Regions from separate parts of the Homo sapiens genome. Here region 2 is linked to region 1. Evidence: read pairs that join two places in POLR2A ChIA-PET (ENCODE). Cell type or tissue: MCF 10A. All regions are shown on one strand. Each heading gives the region's core, and the rest is flanking DNA. Links, peaks and the distances in the headings are about the cores only.

The links. ChIA-PET counts read pairs that join two places held together with the same protein. Peaks named below come from ENCODE experiments on the same cell type or tissue, not always from the same donor. Only the 100,000 strongest peaks of a DNase experiment are listed, where the experiment ranks them.
Region 2: POLR2A ChIA-PET joins it to region 1 with 5 read pairs; 2 of 35 experiments call an interaction of 5 or more read pairs at or near these places.

Annotation. Positions count from the first base shown.
Region 1 is chr9:114,724,995-114,742,238 of GRCh38, reverse strand. No RefSeq gene overlaps it. Among named protein-coding and RNA genes, the nearest start is that of TEX48, 51 kb to the right of the region's middle. RefSeq lists an enhancer at 3,204-3,253. In MCF 10A, for the core only: no CTCF peak of the experiment used is centred there; DNase peaks (open chromatin) are centred at 6,338, 8,238 and 9,228.
Region 2 is chr9:114,438,873-114,443,872 of GRCh38, reverse strand. The region is part of intron 3 of WHRN (whirlin); the gene reads left to right. Among named protein-coding and RNA genes, the nearest start is that of AKNA, 53 kb to the right of the region's middle. In MCF 10A, for the core only: no CTCF peak of the experiment used is centred there; no DNase peak of the experiment used is centred there.

The DNA of each region.
Region 1 (17,244 bases), core at 6,124-11,123:
TGTTGAACATTTAGATTATTGCCAGATTTTGCTGTTTATTATACATCACACTGTGATCCTTATTTGATGTATCTTCATACACATTCAGAGTTATTTTTCCAGGAGATAATCTAAGAAGTAAATTCTGGGTCAAGAATGTTTTGATACATATTGCAAATTTTTTCCTTCACAAAAGCTAATTTATATTTATGTCAATAGTGTATGAGACGGTGGAATTCCACATTCTTTCATCGTCATTGGGCAGTCTTTTTTTTCTAAATATTTGCAAATCGATAAGGAAAAAAGGTTTGTTTGTATTTTTTGATAACTAATATAGTTAAACTTTTTTCTATTTATCTGCCATTGGATAAAATTGTCATTTTATCTTTATTGTTTAAAAAAAATTAAGAAAAAGAGCCAAAAGTGTTTTTTACTTTAAATTTTATTTTTTTATTTCATTTTTCCATAAGTTATTGGAGTACAGGTGGTATTTGGTTACAAGAGTAAGTTCTTTCATGGTGATTTGTGAGATTTTGGTGCACCCATCAGCCAGGCAGTACACACTGCACCCTATTTGTAGTCTTTTATCCCTCACCCCCTTCCCACTCTTCCCCCTAAGTCCTCAGAGTCCATTGTATCATTCTTATGCCTTTGTGTCCTCATAGCTTAGCTCCCACATATCAGTAAGAACATACGATGTTTGGTTTTCCATTCCTGAGTTACTTCACTTGGAATAATAGTCTCCAGTCTCATCCAGGTCACTGCAAATGCAGTGGCCTTTTTTCATTTCTTTTTATGACTGAGTAGTATTCCATCATCTATATATACCACAGTTTCTTTATCAACTTGTTGATTGATGGGCATTTGAGTTGGTTCCACGATTTTGCAATCATGAATTGTGCTGCTATAAACATGCATGTGCAAGTATCTTTTCCAAATAATGACTTCTTTTCCTCTGGGTCGATACCCAGTAGTGGGATTGCTGGATCAAATGGTAGTTCCACTTTTAGTTCTTCAAGGAATCTCCACAGTGTTTTCCATAGAGGCTGTACTAGCTTACATTCCCATCAGCAGTGCACAAGTGTCCCCTGATCACCGCATCCATGCCAACATCTACTGTTTTTTGCTTTTTTTATTATGGCCATTCTTGCAGGAGTAAGGTGGTATCGCATTGTGGTTTTGATTTGCATTTCTCTGATCATTAGTGATGTTGTGCATTTTTTCATATGTTCGTTGGCCATTTGTATATCTTGACAGTTGTCTATTCATGTCCTTAGCCCACTTTTTGATGGGATTGTCTGTTTTTTTCTTACTGATTTGAGTTTGTTGTAGATTCTGGATATTAGTCCTTTGTGAGATGCGCAGATTGTGAAGATTTTCTCCCATTCTGTGGGTTTTCTGTTTAGTCTGCTGACTGTTCCTTTTGCCTTGCAAAAGCTCTTTAGTTTAATTAGGTCCCAACTATTTATCTTTGTTTTTATTGCATTTGCTTGCAGGTTCTTGGTCACAAAATCCTTGCCTAAGCCAGTGTCTAGGAGGGTTTTTCCAATGTTATCTTCTAGAATTTTTATAGTTCCAGGTCTTAGGTTTAAATTCTTAATCCATCTTGAGTTGATTTTTGTATAAGATGAGGATCCAATTTCATTCTTCTACATGTGGCTAGCCAAGAGCGAAAAGTATTTTTGTTTCAGATTATTTGAAGGTTGGAGAACTACAAGTGAAGCTACCTCTAGGATCTCTGTTTATATAAAGCTTCATGGCAACAGAGAAGTTGTCTATCTTACACTGTGTCCATTTACTGGCAAGTAGTAGGCAACTCATTGAACATTTGTTGAATGCATGAAAGCCATTATCTTATTACAGTATATGACTTTGGGCAAGTAGTTTTCTAATCAGTTTCCCAGTTCATAAACTAACAAGATTGAATAAATCTATGTCATGGTCTCTTCCAAGTCCAACAATTTTTTATTCAAAGAGAGATCCAAGTAATGCCCACAAAGCATCATATGGGAAAGACTCCCTTCCTTTGCAGCTATTTCTACTGATCAGAAGAACCAGAGGCAAAAAATAATAATAGAAAATTAGAATTTAACATTCCTTTGTGCTCCTCTTCTTCCAAATTACTAGACAATAAAAGAGTTACAAAGGCAGTAAGAAACACAGAGAAAGTCCCTCCTCCCTTGAATTTGCCCTTTGGGGACTAGTGGTGGTTCCTAGTTTCAACCCAAAGTCCATATTCTCTTGTTCTGTTGGAGCCTAGATTTTGAAGTCAGAGAGAGGTGGGTTTCATTGAGCAAGTCATCAAACTCCCCAAGCCTGCATTCCTTATATATAAATTAGGGATAACCATACCCATCCCATAGGATTAAATAAGATACATGCCCAGCACAAAGCCCACTGTATAGGAGATGCTCAGTCAATATTAGTTTCCATGATGTGCCCAATTCCGAACATCTGAGGGGGCAAGCAAATGTAGCAGTGGGTTTTTTTCTAGAAAAGCCCCCACATTGGAATTAGTCATGGTTTCTGGCTACATAATTTCAGATTCTCACTCTCTGCCTCTCCTGGAGATTCTGAGAGTTTCCTAATACCCTTTCAAAAATTCCTTTGCTACTTAAATGAGCCAGAGTGGATTCCACTGTCTGCAACATAGAATCAAGACCATTATAGTTCCTATGGAAGTTCACATTTAACAGATCATTTAGTCCAAATCCCAGAAGAAGAGCTTCATTGGAAAGAAGTGTTTGTCTATCCATGCAGTGTAGCTCCTAGTCCTGACTCTAATACGGTTTCGTATTTTGCCTTAATCAACTCATGTGTAAATTGTCTTATTAGTTCAGCAGGAGCCCCTTAGAAACAGAGGCAGCCTCTTGAGATCCACTGGAAAAGGCCCAGAAGGACAAGTCACAGATGGAGAGGTAAGGTCTTGGGCCTACCACTGGAAACCCACCTAGTCCAAGGTAAGTCCTTTCAATTCCTTAAGTCTTGGTTCCCTGTGAAATAAGAAACTGGCATGTGGCCCAGGGAACTGACATGAAATCAAAGAGAAAATGGACGTGAAGAGCCCTGGTCAATCGCAGATCCAAGAAGCAACTTAAATAGTGTCCACTTCCATCTCTCTTCCCTAGAAGCAGGGATTGAGTCATGGCTTCCTCTTCTAAGGCACTTAACCCAGTGATTAGGTCTCTTGGACCGGGGCAGGACCAACACGTGGGGCATATCGCCCTCTGGTGGGCTTAAATGGAAAGGGTATGGTTTTCAAACGGGCTGCAAGGCTACAAAAACAGAACTCACAGAATCGTGGAATTTCAGAAGTGAAAGAGATCTTTGACACCATTTAGTCTAACATCCTCATTTACTGATGGGACAATGAAAGACCCAAGAGTGAGAGTGACTTGCCTAAGGTCACACCAAGGACAACTGTCAGAGCCAAGGCCAGACCTCAAACCCTCGACCCCCATCCAGGGCCAAGGTCCTTCTCTCTGCCATGAAACACCAAACCTTCATGTTTGTGGTTCATATCCCTACATCCCTGAGCCCTTGACCCAGCTCAGCCATGCTGTCAGCAGCAGCAGGTTAGCTGGATTCTGCCCAAGATTGGGTAATTTCCCCACCCAGTTATATTGTCAAAAAGTTATGTTATTCTCTTTAAAATGTACCATGTTAATGTTTTGCTTTTGGTACAAATAACCCAAGCTATAACTATGGCAACTTCTTGGAAACATGGAAAGAAAACACTTCTCAGCTGGGTGTGGTGGCTCACGCCTGTAATCCTAACACTTTGGGAGGCTGAGGTGGGTGGATGACGAAGTCAAGAGATCGAGACAATCCTGGTCAACATGGTGAAACCCCGTCTCTACTAAAAATACAAAACTTAGCTGGGTGTGGTGGTGGTGTGCCTGTAGTCCCAGCTACTTGGGAGGCTGAGGCAGAAGAATGGCTTGAACCTGGAAGGCGGAGGTTGCAGTGAGCTGAGATCACACCACTGCACTCCAGCCTGGGTGACAGAGTGAGTGAGACTCCGTCTCCATTTAAAAAAAAAAAAAAAAAAGAAAACACTAGTAAGCATAACTGGATAATTCTAAGAGAAAAGAACAACAGAATACCTGATTTCTACACAAGTTAGAGAAAGACCCTTTATTTTAAAGACCAATCTCTGCCACAGGTGTTTATCTATGAAGCTAGAACAGTTCAGAGGGCTTCAAAGCAAACCCTCCTCATGCCAACACAGCTGCCAGCCCACGCATGATTTCCATAAGAACCCACACTCAAGCAGTTCCAATTTGCCATTTTAATAAATGCCGAAAGAAGCGGTCATGTTGGGTCTTTGCAATGGAGAGGAAATGTCCTTTTTAATGGGATTTTTGGAAGTCTTTATTTTCTAAGTCCCTTTGGAAACTAAACACACATAAACACACACACACACACACACACACACACACGGAAAACTTCAACCAAAGTAGGATTCAAATAAGCCACCTGAGTTCTGTCCCCAGAAAGAGCAGGTGGGGGAAAAAGTGGTAAGTAGGTGAGGTGATGGATATGTTAATTAGTTTGATTTAATATTTTATGACATGTATATATATAACCATCACATTATACCTCTTAAACAGATACAATTATTATTCATCAATTGAAAAAAAGAAAAGAAAGGAAGGAAGGATAGAAAAGAAAGAAAGCAAAGAAGGAAGGAAGGAAGGAAGGTAGGGAGGGAGGGAGGGGAAGGGGGGAGGGAGAGGCAGAAGGGGAGGGGAGGGGAGGGAAAGGGAGGGGAGAGGAAGGAAGGGAGAGGAGGGGAGGGAAGGCAGAAAGGAAGGAAGGAAGAGAAAGAAAAAGCAAGAGAAACCTTGAGTGAGTCACTTGTCCTCCCACTCTCTGCATGGCCTAGCTTTCTCGTTGATAGTAGAGGGCCATCAGGTAGGCCCTGCTAGCTTTGCAGGGCTACTGAGAGAATCTAGTGCAGGAGTCCCCAGCCTCCAGGCAGTGGACTGGTACTGTCTGTGGCCTGTTAGGAACCAGGTCACACAGCAGGAGCTGGGCGAGCATTACCACCTGAGCTCCCCCTCCTGTCAGATCAGCAGCAGCATTAGAGCACAAACCTTACTATGAACTGCGCATGAGAGGGATCTAGGTTGTGTACTCTTTATGAGAATCTAATGCCTGATAATCTCAGGTGGAGCAGTTTCATCCCGAAACCATCCCCTCAACCTTGTCAGTGGAAAAAAATGTCTGCCACAAAACCGGTCCCTGGTGCCAAAAAGGTTGGGGACCACTGATCTAGTGGACTTTGTCCAAAGATCACAAAGCAACACAAATGTACAGATTTTTAATCACCCACAGTGGAATAACCTGGCCATTCCTCTCATTTCTTGACGAATCCCTGAAGCTTAGCCTGATTCACTGCTCTGTCTCTTTACTATTATCACTCAATACTAACAATAGCTGATAGCAGCATTATTTTATGAGGTTTGCATGAGTTGAATCAATCATCACAAAAACTCTATAAAGATGTCACTGTTAATCATTACCACTCCAAAGATGGAAAAACTTAGGCTCAGAGAGGTTAAGTAACTTATCCAAGATCGCACAACTCATAAGTGGAAGAGCCAGGGTTGAACTCAAGTCCACCCAACTTCAGAGTCTATGCTTTTAAACCCAACCCCACTCTGAAGATCATCAATTACATATGTGTATGCAGACCAACTTCCTTATCATCCTAGTTAAATTCCAGCAGGGACTAGGACTTCGGGTATCAAAAGTCAAAAATCACTCAAAAGGTTCTGTTTTGGGTTTGAGCCCTGGGTGGTATCCCCCCAGAGGCACATCTAAATTAAGTTTTCATAATCGTTCTAAACATTTTTGTGTCACTCTGCCTCCTTCTAGCAACATAGGCACAGATACTTAATCAGAGCCTGATGGGAAGTAATACCACATTGGAAGCACATTTGGCTTTTTCTCCTTCTGAAAGCAATATGATATTTTTAGAAAGAATAAAGGCTTGGGAGTAAGACAGACCTGGATTAGAGACCCAACTCTGCTGTCTCTTCTACCTGTGTGATCTTGAATGTTATTCATTCTGGGTCTCATTCCCCTAAACTTGAGAAATGTAGAGAATAACATCAGTATCATATTGTTGTCATGAGGATTAACTCAGCCTCAGCTAGAGTTTTTAGCACTGTGTCTGGGAAGCACATAGCAGGCATTTAAGAAATGACAGCAATTAGTAGACAACCAGCCTGCCAAATACAGAGGCTTCCTTTTCTCATGTGCCAACCCCAGTAGCAAGAGGTGAGAGCAGACACTGGGGGAGAAGGAGACAAACATCTGTGACCCACAGCATCCCGTAGCAAGACATGCATGGGTTTTGGACTGATTCCCAGCTCTGTTTTGTGACTTGGGCAAATTACTCAATTTCGCTGAGTCTCAATTTCCTTCCCCGTAAATGGAGGCAATATATCTTCATTACATACCTTCACATTGTTTACCACCTAGTCAAGAAATCAGGATATAGGCGTGAAAATAAAAGGAAGATTACAGCATCTCACATATGAGCTTTTAAAGATACTTCAACGAAAGCTACTGAGTTAAAGATTCTGAACTACCTTTATTTATCGTAAGAAATGAGATAAGCTACAGGAGCTGCTAATGATACAATAAAAGATCAGTTTCTGGAATGTCCTATGACTAGATTGTTTCAAACAAAACAATATTTATTTGCTTAATTTTACTCAAAAAGAGAATTACTTTCAAGCATATTTTACATTTGTACATATCCTTCAAACTTTTTAAATTATAAAAGCATTGTAGGTACATAACTAAGAGAAGCTATTGTAATATACAATAGGAGACATGCACAAGAATGTCAAAAACAATATTCTTGGCAAGGAACCCAACTATCTACCAACAGATAATAAATAAATTATGGTTTTGGTTTTGGTTTTGGTTTTCGAGACAGAGTCTCACTCTGTCGCCCAGGCAGGAGTGCAGTGGCACGATCTCAGCTTACTGCAACCTCCACCTCCCGGGTTCAAGCAATTCTCCTGTCTCAGCCTCCCAAATAGCTGAGACTACAGGTGCATACCACCACACCCAGCTAATTTTTGTATTTTTAGTAGAGACGGGGTTTCGCCATGTTGGCCAGGATGGTCCCAATCTCTTGACCTCATGATCCACCCCGCCCCCCTTGGCCTCCCAAAGTGCTGAGATTACAGATGTGAGCCACCGCACCTGGCCCTAAATTATGTATTTATGCAATGCAACGCTGTGCAGTGAAGACAATGAAATTATAGCTCCAAGCAGCATGGATAAATCCTAGAAGCATAATATTGAATGAAAAGAAGTAACTCTTGGAGTACTACATGTAAGTGTGATACCACTTTTAGAAAGTTAAAACACAAACGATCCTAAATTAGATCATGTTTAGGGGGTACATAGAGAAGTACTGAAGCCCTATTGTTAAAAAAAACAAAGAAGGCCAGGCGTGGTGGCTCACACCTGTAATCCCAGCACTTTGGGGGACCAAGGTGGGCGGATCACCTGAGGTCAGGAGTTTGAGACCAGCCTGGCCAACATGGCAAAACCCCGTCTCTACTAAAAATACAAAAATGAGCCGGGCGTGGTGGCACGCCTCTAGTCCCAGCTACTTGGGAGGCTGAGACAGGAGAATCACTTGAACCCAGCAGGTGGAGGTTGCAGTGAGCCAAGATCACGTCACTGCACTCCAGCCTGGACAACAAGAGCGAAACTGTCTCAAAAAAAAAAAAAAAAAAAAGAAAGAAATGATGTTTTTTAATTTCAGGGTAGTACTTACTGCTGAAAGACGGGTGAAGGAATGGGATTAGGAGCAGCACGTAGATCAATTCAATAGTATTAGAAAAGTTCCCTGTGCGCGGTAGGTTTATCCATTTAAATGTGATTCTTCATAATTTAAAGTAGTCCTAGGGGATACATTCCAAGAACCCCAGTGGATGCCCGAAACTACAGACAGTACCAAACCCTATATGTACTATGGTATGGCTTTTTCAAGACATACACCCCTAGGATGTTTAATTTATAAATTAGGCACAGTCAGAGATTAACAACTAATAATGAAATAGAACAATTATAACAATATGCCAGCATCGCTACTCTTGCATTTTGAAAATGAGGGTCACTTGAATACCCACACTGTAATACCAAGACAGGTTTTCAGATAACTGAAACAGATACTAAATGACTAATGGCCAGGGAGCGTATACAGGGTGGATATGGTGGGATGAGTCATGTCCTAGGTGGAACAGAGAAGGATGGCACAAGTTTTCATCACTCAGGGTGACGCACGGTCTAAAACTTAGGAATTGTTTATTTCTGGAATTTTCCATTCAATATTTTCAGACTGCAGTAGACTGCAGGTAACTGAACTTTTTATTTTATTTTATTTTATTTTATTTTTTGAAACGGAGTCTCGCTGTGTCGCCCAGGCTGGAGCGCAGTGGCGTGATCTCGGCTCACTGTAAGCTCTGCCTCCCGGGTTCACGCCATTCTCCTGCCTCAGCCTCCCGAGTAGCTGGGACTACCTGAGTAGCTGGCACCCACCACCACGCACAGCTAATTTTTTTTTGTATTTGTTTTAGTAGAGACGGGGTTTCACCGTGTTAGCCAGGATGGTCTCGATCTCCTGACCTCGTGATCCACCCACCTAGGCCTCCCAAAGTGCTGGGATTACAGGCGTGAGCCACCGTGCCCGGCAGGTAACTGAACTTTTGAAAAGCAAGACTGAGGACAAGGAGGAACCACAGTACTATATATCTACACATATAGATATGCACATGCATACATATACATAAACTATAATTCCATAATATATGTAATAATGTCACAGTGATAATGTAACTATCATTATGTAACATTATCTTATATATAAAAATATTACATAACATTTTTAAAATCCAAGCTATTCAATGTTGAACTAGGAATTTGATTTCCTTGCTCCTGACCCTGTACTGTTATTGTCTTAAGAATTTATTTTCCCCTGCTTTTCTTGAGCTGTATGGAATTTTTTTCTTATGTCTATTACTTACTTATTTACTAATTTAAAAAGAAATACATTAACGACCTAAGATTAAAGGCTATAAACTTAATTACAGGAATAAAGCAATCCACAAAGGCTACTCTGGGTTCATTCTTCAAAAGTCACATGACAGAGGGTGAAGATTATAATAGCTCTGGACACCAGGGATGATGCATCAATACTCAGAAGGTGTGGCTTGAGCTAACATCCATGCCAAGGCTATTACGACTAGTATATTTCCACAGGCCAAGACTGAACAGGTTTGAATTCCCAAAGAGTTCAATGCATTCTCCTGTGTTATAAGCAGATCAAAGAATAAAATCACTGTTTTGCTGCTCAGGCTGCCGTAACAAAGTGCCACAGACTGGGTGGATTAAACAACAGAAATTTATTTTCTGACAGTTTTGGAGACTGGAAGTCCAAGAACAAGGTGTCAGAAGGCCTCTCTCCTTGACTTGCAGATGATCAGTTTCTCACCGTGTCTTCACATGGTCTATGTGAGTCTAAACCCTAATTTCCTCTTCTTAGAAGGACAACAATTATATTGGACTACAGCCCATCCCAATGACCTTATTTAATCTTAATTACCTCTTTAAAGACTTTAATCTCTAAATATAGTTACATTCTGAAGTACTGGGGGTTAGGATTTCAACATGAATTTTGGAGTACACAATTCAACCCCTAACAGTCACCAAGGAAGCCCTCCCTGGAAAATGATAGGCCTGCTTATATTTCAAATTAGACCAGCATTGTCTAAGAACATTTTGCATAATAATGAAATTGTTTTATATCTACACCATCCAATTGGGAGATGTTGGATATGTCTATGACCTTGATTGTGATGACAGCACAGGTGTGTGCCTTTTGCCCGAACGCAACAAATTGTGCACATCTGTATGTGCAGGTCTTATATGCCAATTACATCTCAACAATGTTATCTTTAAAAAAAGAAAGACAAATGTTTCCTGACTGCACTTACATGAGGTATCTAAAATAGTCAACTCCTAGAATCAGAGTGGAATGGTGGTTTCCAAGGGGCCGAGGGAAGGGAGAAATTGCCCCCATGTCTTCCTTCAAAATGCCAGCTCCTTCCCACTCAAGGCCTTTACACTTGCTATTTCTTCTGCTTGGAGGCATCTCCCCCAAGATCTTTGAATGATGGTTTCCTTCTTGCCATCCAGGCCTCATATCAAGCACCACCTCCTCAAAAAGCCTTCCTTCATTTTCCTGTACAAACTAGTGGAAATATACTAGTCTTGATGGCCTTGGCATGGATGTTAGCTCAAACCACGCCTTGTGAGTATTGACACATCATTGCTGGTGTCTGGGGCTATTAGTCTTTACCCTCTGTCATGTGACTTTTGAAGAATGAACACAGAGTAGCCTTGTGGATTACTTTCTTCCTATATTAAGTTTATAGCCTTTATCCTTAGGTCCTTAAGGTACTTCTTTTTAAATCAGAATAGACAGGTTTCCCCTAATCCTATCACTTCATTTTTTTTCTTTTTCTTTCTTTTTTTTTTTTTAAACAGGGTCTCACTCTGTAGCCTAGGCTGGAGTGCAGTGGCGCGATCTTAGCCCACTACAACCTCTGCCTCCCAGGATCAAGCGATCCTCCCGCCTCAGCCCCAGCAAGTAACTGGGACTACAGGAACATGCTACCATGCCTGGCTAATTTTTTGTACTTTTTTTTATAGAAACAGGGTTTCTCCATGTTGCCCAGGCTGGCCTCAAACTCCTGGGCTCAAGCAATCTGCCCACCTTGGCCTTCCAAAGTGCTGGGATTACAGGCATGAGCCACCACACCCCACTTCATTTTATTTTTATTATATTTAATCCTATCTGACATCATCTTGTTTATTTGTTATTTATTGTCTGCCTCCCCTTCCCCATGCCCACTGTATCACAGGCTCCATGAGAGCAAGGACTTTGTCTGTCTTGCCTGCTGCATTCTTCCTGGTTCCTGGATAAGGGATAGGATCTCAACAAATATCCCATGAAGGAAGGATGGCTAGATGGATAACTGGCTGGATGGATAGGTGGGTGGATAGGTGGATGGATAGATCGGGGTGGAGGTGGGGGGTGGGTGGGTGGGTGGATGGGTGGATGGATGGGTAGGTGGATGGGTGGATGGATAGTGGGTGGATCGATGGATGGTAGAAGGGTGAATGGATGATGGACAGATGGATGGATAGATGGGTGGATCGATGGATGTTAGAAGGGTGAATGGATGATGGATGGATGGATGGATGGATGGATGGATGGATGGATGGGCGGGTGAAAAGATGGAAGCATGGATGGATGATGAGTAGATTGATACCCCCTAGAAAGCCAGCCAACAGCCTGGGCCTCAGCCAGTCAACAGAATTGAGGAGACCACATTGCACCCAGAAATCCAAGCAGACATTCACAGGGTAACTGATTATTTATGTGGAGTCCCACAGCTTGCTCACTTTCACAGCCTCATCTGAACAAGACAGCATCTTACACAAATCCCCCTCCCTGGAGTGAGGAGAGAGTGATCAGGTGTCGTTGGTGCTCACAAACTTAACAGTTCTGGGGAACTAACCTGGCACCAGACACACAATCTATAAAACTGCTCCTGCCCAATGTAAAATAATTTAGTTCTGAGGAGTGTACCCAAGGAAATAATCCCAAAGGAAGGAGGGACTGGTGAGGAGTAACTTTATATCTTTATATTATAGAGTAGTGTTTTTAAAAAATCGCAAACACATAGCAACAAGAGAACAGATAAGCAGCTTGTGTGGCACATTATATAGGTACACAATTTTTTATCTGAAATCTTTAGGGCCTAATGTATTTTGGAAATCAAAATGTTCCCAATTTTAGAAAATCTATTTTTGCTTATATTCTATTGTATATCATACCCAGCAGAGTCTAGGGCGATACATCAAAGACACTAGTAGCAGCAGCAAAACAGATACACAGTCATCATAAGTGGGATCAATAAAGAATACAAATAGCCTCATATCTGTTCAGGTGAGGTTAGGAAAAAGAACTTTCTCAGCAGAAGAACTGGTTTATGAAGCTTCACAGATTTCAGAAATGCAGATAAGAGATGTGGACTTAACTAATTTATTTTTATTTTACTTTAAGTTCTGGGCTACATGTGTAGAACGTGCAGGTTTGTTACATAGATATACATGCGTCATGGCGGTTTGCTGCACCTATTCAACCGTCACCTAGGTTTTAAGCCCAGCATGCATTAGGTATTTGTCCTAATGCTTTCCCTCCCCTTGCTCCCCACCCCATGACTGGCCCCAGTGTGTGATGTTCCCCTCCCTGTGTCCATGTGTTCTCATTGTTCATTGACAAGGGCACAATGCAGACTTTTAGGCTGATGAGAAGATTGGCTTTCATTATGTGGTAATACTGAAGAACTTATTTGAAAAAAAAAAAAAAAAGAAAGAGAAATAGCACTGTCGATAGAATATGCTCCATTGACATGTAAAATAGATACTAACAAGGACTGGGAGAGGACCTGGGCCATGGATTCTCAGTCTATGAGGCTGGACGTACGTGGATGAAAGGAAAAGTGAGGGCACAGGTAGGTGTGGGAGGTTGAGGGGTTGCAGGGTAAGACAGACCAGGAAACAGGGCATCAAAACTGCCGCCTTCTTCTTGATATTCCTCCCCACTCAGAGCCTCCCAGAGAATGGGGAAGCCAGCACAGAAAACCAGGACTCTGTTCAGCAATAGAAAAGGGGTTGCAGGGCACCATTCTACGACATGCACTATAAATCACATGCAAAGATTTTTAGTGGGGTCCCTTGCTGGGGGCACCAAAGGAATGTTCTTACCAGGGCCCAAATCCATTCTCAGTGGTTCCAACTCTATTGCAGTGAAGACCTCAGGGAACTCTGTCCACAGGAAACAATGTCAGAGGTCCTGTTGAGTAAGTAGCTGACCTGATTTTTCCTGGTGCAGACAGAGTTGGTGGAAGCAGGTGATGCCAAGGAAGTTGCTCTGATCTGAAATTTGGAAGGCAAGAGCATTCATCCTGGGTCAGCTTTCAAAACATCCTTTCGAAATATGTGGTCTCCCTCTTCAGTCTCTCCTTATCCCAAGTAAATAAAACTCCAGGTGCCATTTTTAAATTTCATTATTTTAATTGACGTATAATAATTGTACCTATTTACAAGGTACATAGTAATGTTTTGATACATATAATGTATAATGAACAGATTAGGGTAATTAGCATATGCATCGACTCAAACATTCATCATTTCTTTGTGTTGGGAACATTCAATATCTTCCTCCTAGTGATTTGAAACTATATGATATGGTTTGCCTCTGTCCCTACCCAAATCTCATCTTAAATTATAGCTCCCATAATTCCCACTTGTTGTGGGAGAGACCCAGTGGGAGATAACTGAATCACGGAGGCAGTTTCACCCATTACGTTCTGTTGATAGTGGATAAGTCTCATGAGATCTGATGACTTTATAAGGGGTTTCCCCTTTCACTTGGTTCTCTTTCTCTCCTGTCTGCTGCCATGTAAGACGTGCCTTTCACCTTCCACCATGATTTTGAGGCCTCCCCAGCCATGATGAACTGTGAGTCCATTAAATCTCTTTCTTTATAAATTACCCAGTCTTGGGTATGTCTTTATCAGCAGCATGAAAACAGAATAATACACTAAATAATATATTATTGTTAACTATTGTCACCCTACAGTGTTATAGGATGCAGAACTTACTCCTTCTATCTCACTGTAATTGTATGTCCTTTAACACAAGCTCTTTCTTTTAGAAATCATCCTGCCAGGTGCTAGAGAGGATGTGGAGAAATAGGAACAGTTTTACACTGTTGGTAGGACTGTAAACTTGTTCAACCATTGTGGAAGTCAATGTGGCGGTTCCTCAGGGATCTAGAACTAGAAATACCATTTGACCCAGCCATCCCATTACTGGGTATATACCCAAAGGATTATAAATCATGCTGCTATAAAGACACATGCACATGTATGTTTATCGCGGCACTAGTCACAATAGCAAAGACTTGGAACCAACCCAAATGTCCAACAATGATAGACTGGATTAAGAAAATGTGGCACATATACACCGTGGAATACTATGCAGCCATAAAAAATGATGAGTTCATGTCCTTTGTAGGCACACGGATGAAACTGGAAACTATCATTCTCAGCAAACTATCACAAGGACAAAAAACCAAATACCGCATGTTCTCACTCATAGGTGGGAATTGAACAATGAGAATACATGGACACAGGAAGGGGAACATCACACACTGGGGACTGTTGTGAGGTGGGGGGAGGGGGGAGGGATAGCATTAGGAGATATACCTAATGCTAAATGATGAGTTAATGGGTGCAGCACACCAACATGGCACATGTATATATACGTAACAAACCTGCACATTGTGCACAAGTACCCTAAAACTTAAAAGTATAATAATAAAATTTAAAAAAAAAAAGAAAGAAATCATCCTGCCAACAGCCAGAAAGTAAACAAGAAAGTGACCCCTGTCAAGGAAAGGAAATTTGAGGCCTGGCTGACATCATCTGGGTTGTACTGTCTGCTATGTCTCTCCCTAGTGTTCCTTCATAAACCATGAAGATATTCTGAAGATTTCTGGATTGAGATGATAAGATTCTGGGGTTCATCAGCTAAGAACATCTCACTGATCTGCAAATACCTCCTTGGACACAAAAGCAGAAAAGAATGACAGCCTTGAGGTTACACACACAAGGGCCCTGGAGCCAGCAGGCCTGAGTGCAAATTCTGGCTGCTTTCCAGTGGCTGTGTGACCTTCGGTGAGTTGCTTCACCCATCTGTGCCTTAGTTTCCCTATCAGTTGAAATGAGGATAACGATAACACCTACATTAAAGAGTTATATGAGAATTTAAAAAGAAAATCCACAAACTGCAATGAATACAATGCTTAGCACGTGTATGAGCCCGAGAGAAGCCAGTTTTCACTGGTAACATGCCAGTGTGTGAAGGCTGAGGCTGGCTCTGTTGCCATTTGAACTTTTTTTTTTTTTTTTTGAGACAGAGTCTTACTCTGTCACCCAGGCTGGAGTGCAGTGGTGCAACCTCAGCTCACTGCAACCTTCATCTCCTGGGTTCAAGTGATTCTCCTGCCTCAGCCTCCAGAGTAGCTGGGATTACAGGCACGCGCCACCACACCCAGCTAATTTTTATATTTTTAGTAGAGACGGGGTTTCACCATGTTGGCCAGGCTGGTCTCGAACTCCTGACCTCAAATGATCCACCCGCCTTGGCCTCCCAGAGTGTTGGGATTACAGGCATGAGCCATCCCACCCGGCCACTGCCATTTGAACTTTTGCTCATGCCCAGGTACTACGTGCTGGGCCCCTTTCTTTGACTCCAAGATGCTCAAACACAGGGAACCTCTGTTGTCTCACAACAACCCTTCAATTTGGGGATCCTTATCCTAATTTATATAGAAGGAAACTGATAATCATGCAAGAGAAATGACTGGCCCAAAACCATACAGGTTCTCAGATAAAGCAGGTATTTTAACCAGGCTTTCTGACTCCAACATGCAGAGTTTTTTCACAGCATGATTGTCCCAAGGAAAAATTTTTAGTGGGCAATCTACACCCTTGGAAAGAAAAGTTTGATTTTCACAGACAAAAGACATTGGAATACACAACTGGTGAGTGAGGTAGATTAGTGAGTAGATCATAGAGAGATTTCACCTTGAAATAGAAAACAGACTTCAGGATCATGGACAAATCTTGTTGCCAAACTGGGCCTCAGTTTTCTCATCTGTAAAACGAGTTTGTTGGACAACATGACCTTGAAGGGACCTTCAGAAAAGGTTTGAACAATAGTGACCCCAGGGATATTATGCTTGTTGCTGGATATGTAAAATATGGCTATATTTTGTTAAAACGATTGGTAACTTCATTGCATAGGCACTCAGGAAACAACAAGGGTAATCATTTTGTTTTATAGGAAAAAAGAACAGGACCCAGAAAGGTATTAAATCTTACTGAGGAAAAACAACTCCCCACCGCCTCCTGCCTCATCCCCAGAGACACTCTCAGAATTTGTTTATTCAAGAGACATAATCAGTAACATCATCTAAAATTAGCAACAGAGCTTCCTCTGTCTCCCACTTCATCATTTCTGAGAGTTTCTATAGATTGGAGAATTGCTTATAATGATGATGGAATAACTCATTTTAAAAATCGCAAACTGAGAAAACAAGTTTACTGCCTTATTTTTGAATAGTTTGGGCCTGAAAGGAAAATTCTGTCTTTCACCAAATAAAAGGAAAAAAGGCAATTATCTGAGATGAAAACCCCCAGCCCATCACTGTGCCTCTGGAAAATGAAATTCATTGATCAGAGTTAAAGTTCCAGGCCTGGGTGGAAAAAAAATAAGGTCCCTGCATCATTAATTTCAATAGAATCTAAAATAATGGGATGCAGCCAGGCAAAAACACAATGAAATCGAATGTTCCCTGTTCCCTAAGTCACCTGCTCCCAGAATGCAGTGAGGTAGAAGACACAGGCACACTTTCAGCTGTCCAGAGACAGGGCTTTCCAAGCTGCTGGGCTTTCTTCTAATTATGATATATTTCAAACATTCAGAAAAATGCATAGAATCTTACAATAAATACTCCCACACTAACCCAGATTTAATCAATGTTGACATTTTGCCATTTTGACAAAATGCCCTCAAAAGCATTCTAAAGCAATAAAATGTCACAGGTATAGTATGCTGGAAATTCCTTCACTGCTCATCCATCCTCCCAGCCCCTTTTCTCCTTCCCCAGAGATAACTAATATTCTGCTGTATAATAATAATCTGATATAGGTATATGCAGTTCCTCCCTGTGGGTTTTTATACACACTATATATGTGTTGTCCTGCTTATCTTTCCCTACTGTGGTAAAACACACATAACATGATAAAATTTAACATTATAGGGTCTCTCTCTGTTACCCAGGCTAGAGTGCAGTGGTATGATCTCAGCTTACTGCAGCCTCAACCTCCAGGGCTCAGGTGATCCTCCCACCTCAGCCTCCTAAGTAGCTGGGACTACAGGCGCATGCCACCATGCTCAGCTAGTTTTTGTAATTTTTGTAGATATGGAGTTTCACCATGTTGCGAAGGCTGGTCTCAAACTCTTGGACTCAAGTGATCAGCCCGCCTCCCAAAGTGATGGGATTTCAGGTGCGAGCCACCACATCCAGCT
Region 2 (5,000 bases), core at 1-5,000, 290 kb after region 1:
ACGTGGAACTGTGAGTCCATTAAACCTGTCTTTCCTTATAAATTATGCAGTCTTGGGTATGTCCTTATCAGCAGTGTGAAAATGGACTAGTACAGGGACCTTCTGGTATTCTGTTCTGTTTGGCTATTCATGAATGCCCACCATGTTTTTGTTACCACAAATATGGGAGGCACACTAATGGACCCTCCAAAATGTCTACATCCGAATCCTCAGAACCTGTGACTATGTTAGGTTATATGGCAGAGGGAATAAAAGCTCCTATTCAGCTGGCCTTGAGGTAGGGAGATGATCCTGGATTATCCTGGTGGGTCGCGTGTCATCACAAGGGTTGTTGAAGTAGAGGTGGGAATCAGAAGGAGGGAACCAGAGAGGTGGCTGTATAAGAAGGCCTTGTTGGTGCGAGGTTGCTGGCTTTGAAGATGGAGGAAGGGGCTACCAAAGTAGGAAAGTAGGAGGCCTCTGGTAGCTTGGAAAGGGCAAGGAATTGGATTGTCCCCCGGACTCTCCAGAAAGGAACTCTGTCCTGCTGACATCTTGATTTTAGCCCAGTGAGACCTATGTTAGATTTCTGACCCCAGAACTGTAAGATAATAAATTCGTGTTGTTTTAAACCACTGAGTTTGTGGTGATTGGTCCAGCAGTGTAGAATACTCATATGATGTGTACAATATTGCCAACACCTATTATAGCTCTTCCCCTTGGGAGGCACTTGGCTCTTGTCTAATATTCTTCCATTGTTTGGTGCTGGCCGCAACAGTACTGCTTTCTTCTTGGTAGGAGTTGGAGGATTCCCATGTATTTGGAAGAGCAGGTCAATTTCTTTCTTTATGGCTATGAAGCACAGAAGTGGAAACACACTCTAGATTCTGATGTCTGATACTCCTCACAAAGGACTGGACCTAGAAGTTTTTTTTTGTTTTGTTTTGTTTAAATCTTTTTATTTTGAAATAATTTCAAGAATACTGCAAAGAACTCCCATATACCCTTGTATTTGTGCGTTTTGCGTTGCTCTAAAGGAATATCCGAGCCTGGGTAATTTATAAAGAAGAGAGTTTTGTCTGGCTCACTGTTCTGCAGGCCGTGCCAGCAACTGCTTTAGGTGAGGACCTCAGGAAGCTTCCACTTATGGCAGAAGGCAAAGGAGAGCAGGCTTGTCACATGGTAAGAGAGGGAGCAAGAGAGAGAGCAGGGAGGTCCCAGACTCTTTTTGACAACTAGATCTCCTGGTAACTCATTACCGTGAGGAGGGCACCAAGCCGTTTATGAGGGATCCACCCCCATGACCCAGACACCTCCCACTAGGCCCACCTGCAACACTGGGGATCACATGAGATTTGTAGGGGACGAATATCCAAACCATATCAGCCCTTCACCCAGATTCACTAGTTTTTCATGTTTCGCCACATTTGCTTTATCTATTTTTCTCTTCTCCCGTCTAAAGCATTGGAGTTGTCTATCTCATGCCTCTTTATTCCTAAATACTTCAGTATTTTTTTTCTCTAAGAACAAGGACATTCACTTAACATAATCACAGAACAATGGTCACAATCAGGACATTTAGCATCAGTACAATGCTATTATCCAATCTGCATAGCCCCAGCATTTGCCATTTGTCCCAATAATGTCCTCTTGTAGCAATTCTTTCTGCTCCCAGTCCAGGAGCCAACCCAGGATCACGTGTTGCATTTTGTTTTTATGATTGTTTAGTTTCATTTAATTTGGAACAGTTCCTCAGCCTTTATCTTCCTATGACATTGATATTTTTGAAACATTCTGGCTCATTATTTTGTAGAATGTTTCTCTATTTGGGATATCTGATGGTTGCTATGATTGGATTAGTTTATGCATTTTGGCAGGATCATGCTAGCTTTGATGTCAGGTCCTTGGTGGGTCCCGTGATGTTAGTTTGTCCCGTTATTAGTGAGGGTAACACTGATCACTTGGGTAAGTAATGTCTGCCAGGTTTCTGTACTGTTTTTCCTTTTATAATAACGTATTTGCAGGTGATATTTTGAGACTGTAAATATTCTGTTCTGTGTCAAAATTTACCTACTAGTTTTCCCTGATTCAGTTGTTTTGCAAAATTTTAAAAAACTCACTTGCTATTTTACTGTAGAGAGGAGCTTTATCCTGTGATTTATTTATTTAGTACAAATATGGATTCATGCCTTCTTACTTTGTTATTTATGATTGGCATTATTTACTTTGATACTCAGAGTGTCCCAGATTTGGATATGGCAGAGCCTTCAGCCTGGCTTCTGTGTCCATTTGACATGCATCTGTCATTTTTAGAGAATTTCCTTACTTTCTGACTCAAGAAGATGGTTCAGGCTCATCTTGTACTTTTCCTGCCCAGCCTTGGAACCAGCCATTCTCCACTAGGCCATGATATTTCTCAATGGGGAATGGCATTTAGATATCAAGATCTGGGGGCTAGATGGGCTTATTGCTACTGAGGTGTCATTACTAACAGGGCTTTTAGTGGACAAAGCTAGGAAATATACATGCCTGCATTTGTACATACAGTCACCCCTTAAACAATGCAGGGCTTAGAGGTGCCAACCTTCCCACACAGTTGAAATTCACATATAACTTTTGATTCTCCAAAAACTTAACTATTGATAGCCTACTATTGACCTGAAGCCTTACCAATAGCCAATTAACACATATATTGTATGTTATATATCTATATACCATATTCTTACAATAAAGCTAGAAAAAGAAAATGTTATGAAGACAATCATAAGGAAGAGAAAATACATTTATAGTGCCTTACTGAATTTATTGATTCCGTAAGTTTACATCATCTGTTTACCAGATGAATCGTCTGTCTGAAATGGTGCCCGAGTGTAGCTGCAGACCTCAATCTGTGGCACATATTAAGCCATGCAACTTTTTCTTATAATGTCATGACTTTCTCTGCTTCTTGGGAGAACTTCCAGCATCACTAGTGGCACTTCATAGGGATCCTATGGTGTTATTCAAGCTTTATGGTAGTGCACAAAATATGTTGAAAAATATATGAGAGCCACGAGAGACCACTTTTTACTATGATATGCAATTTACTGTAGAGACAGACTGCTCATGCAGAGATGATGAGCGGCACACGGCGTTTTAAGCTGATACTTTCAAAACTTGAGCACACTGAACTAGCAACAGAAAGTGGCTTTGAAATTATTACAGTACTACCATGTGTACTTCTGTAAATTTTATGCAGTTATGATTTAATACTGCATTTTAATGTTTGTTTATATTTCTCTTGACTGTGAATGGTGCCATGTATTATCTGCAAGGGTTTGTGTATGTAAGTTTTGATAAATCTTAATTTTTTAGGTCGGGCAGGATGGTTTACACCTGTAATCTCAGCACTTTTTGGGAGGCCGAAGTGGGCGGATCACCTGAGGTCAGGAGTTTGAGACCAGCCTAGCTAACATGGTGAAACCCCATCTCCACTAAAAATACAAAAAAATTAGCTGGGTGTGGTGGTGCACACCTGTAGTCCCAGCTACTCGAGACGCTAAGGCAGAAGAATCACTTGAAACCAGGAGGCAGAGGTTGCAGCAAGCCAAGATTGCATCGCTGCACTGAGCCTGGGCAACACTGTGAGACTCCATCTCAAAAAAAAAATTTCTTCTTAACTTTTAAAAATAATAGATTTGTGGCTGGGTGCAGTGGCTCACGGCTGTAATCCCAGCACTTTGGGAGACCAAGGTGGGCGGATCACTTGAGGTCAGGAATTCAAGACCAGCCTGGCCAACATGGTAAAACCCTGTCTCTACTAAAAATACAAAAATTAGCTAGGCATGTTGGCGCATGCCTGTAATCCCAGCTGGCTGGGAGGCTGAGGCAGGAGAATCGCTTGAACCCGGGAGACGGAGGTTGCAATGAGCTGAGATCACACCACTGCACTGGAGCCTGGGCGACAGAGAGACTCCGTCTCAATAAATAAATAAATATAATAGATTTGTGTATGTTTTATGATAGTAAATTATAAAGTAGACTATCTACACATATTTTATGCATTCATGACATACCTTTTTCTTAATTTTCTCAATATTTCTAGGCTACATGGCTCATCTGTTTTTCCAAATTGTCACAAATCTCCAAAAAAATTCCAGTATATTTAAGAATCTGCATATAAGTGTACCTACACAGTTTAAACCCATATTGTTCAAGGGTCAACTGTATACATATAATACACACTCATATTCATACATGTGTGTACACACATATATCTATGTGTGTGTACATACAGATATACATGAAATATAAATATTTCAATATTTGTCTAAAACGTAAGTTCACTCATACTGATACCTCCTCTTCTAGGCCAACATTACATGGTTCTTCCTAGCTTCTCCCATTTCTTCAACAGTGAGAAATCAAGAACCTACCTTAAGTGTTTACCCATTTGCCCAATTTTACAAGACACAAAAGTAGTTTCAGAATTGCCATGTGAAGTAGAGCTTCTGATTTGTTTGCAGTTTATTTTGTCCTTAAACTGAGGGTTTATGGTCAAAGCAGTCTGTTACTTGGGTTAGTTATTTTGTTTCCCACTTCAGCTGAATTATGTTATTCATATGAACAAGGTTCATTTGTTTTTGCTGGCATTGAATAGGGTTTCCCCCATCTTTATTGATTTAATTTTACTTTCTAAGTACTAAAACATCAAAACTATACAAAAAGGTACACTCCGAGTACGACTCCCCATGTCCCTTCTACCCATTCTCACCTGCTCCTTAAAGGCAACCAAATAAGTTTTTGGTTTATTCCTCTGTTTCTTTTTGTAAAAATAAGCAGATTTATATCTATATGCTTTCTTTCTTCTATAAAAGATAGCATGCTATAGATACTCTTTTGCACTTAATTTTCTTCACCGTATCCTGGAAATCCTGTTATGTCAGTGCACAGAGGTCTTTGTCATTCTTTTCGACAGCCGTGTGTACTCTGCTGTGTGGCTGTACCATACGTTATCCAACCGTTCTCCTCTGTATGGACAT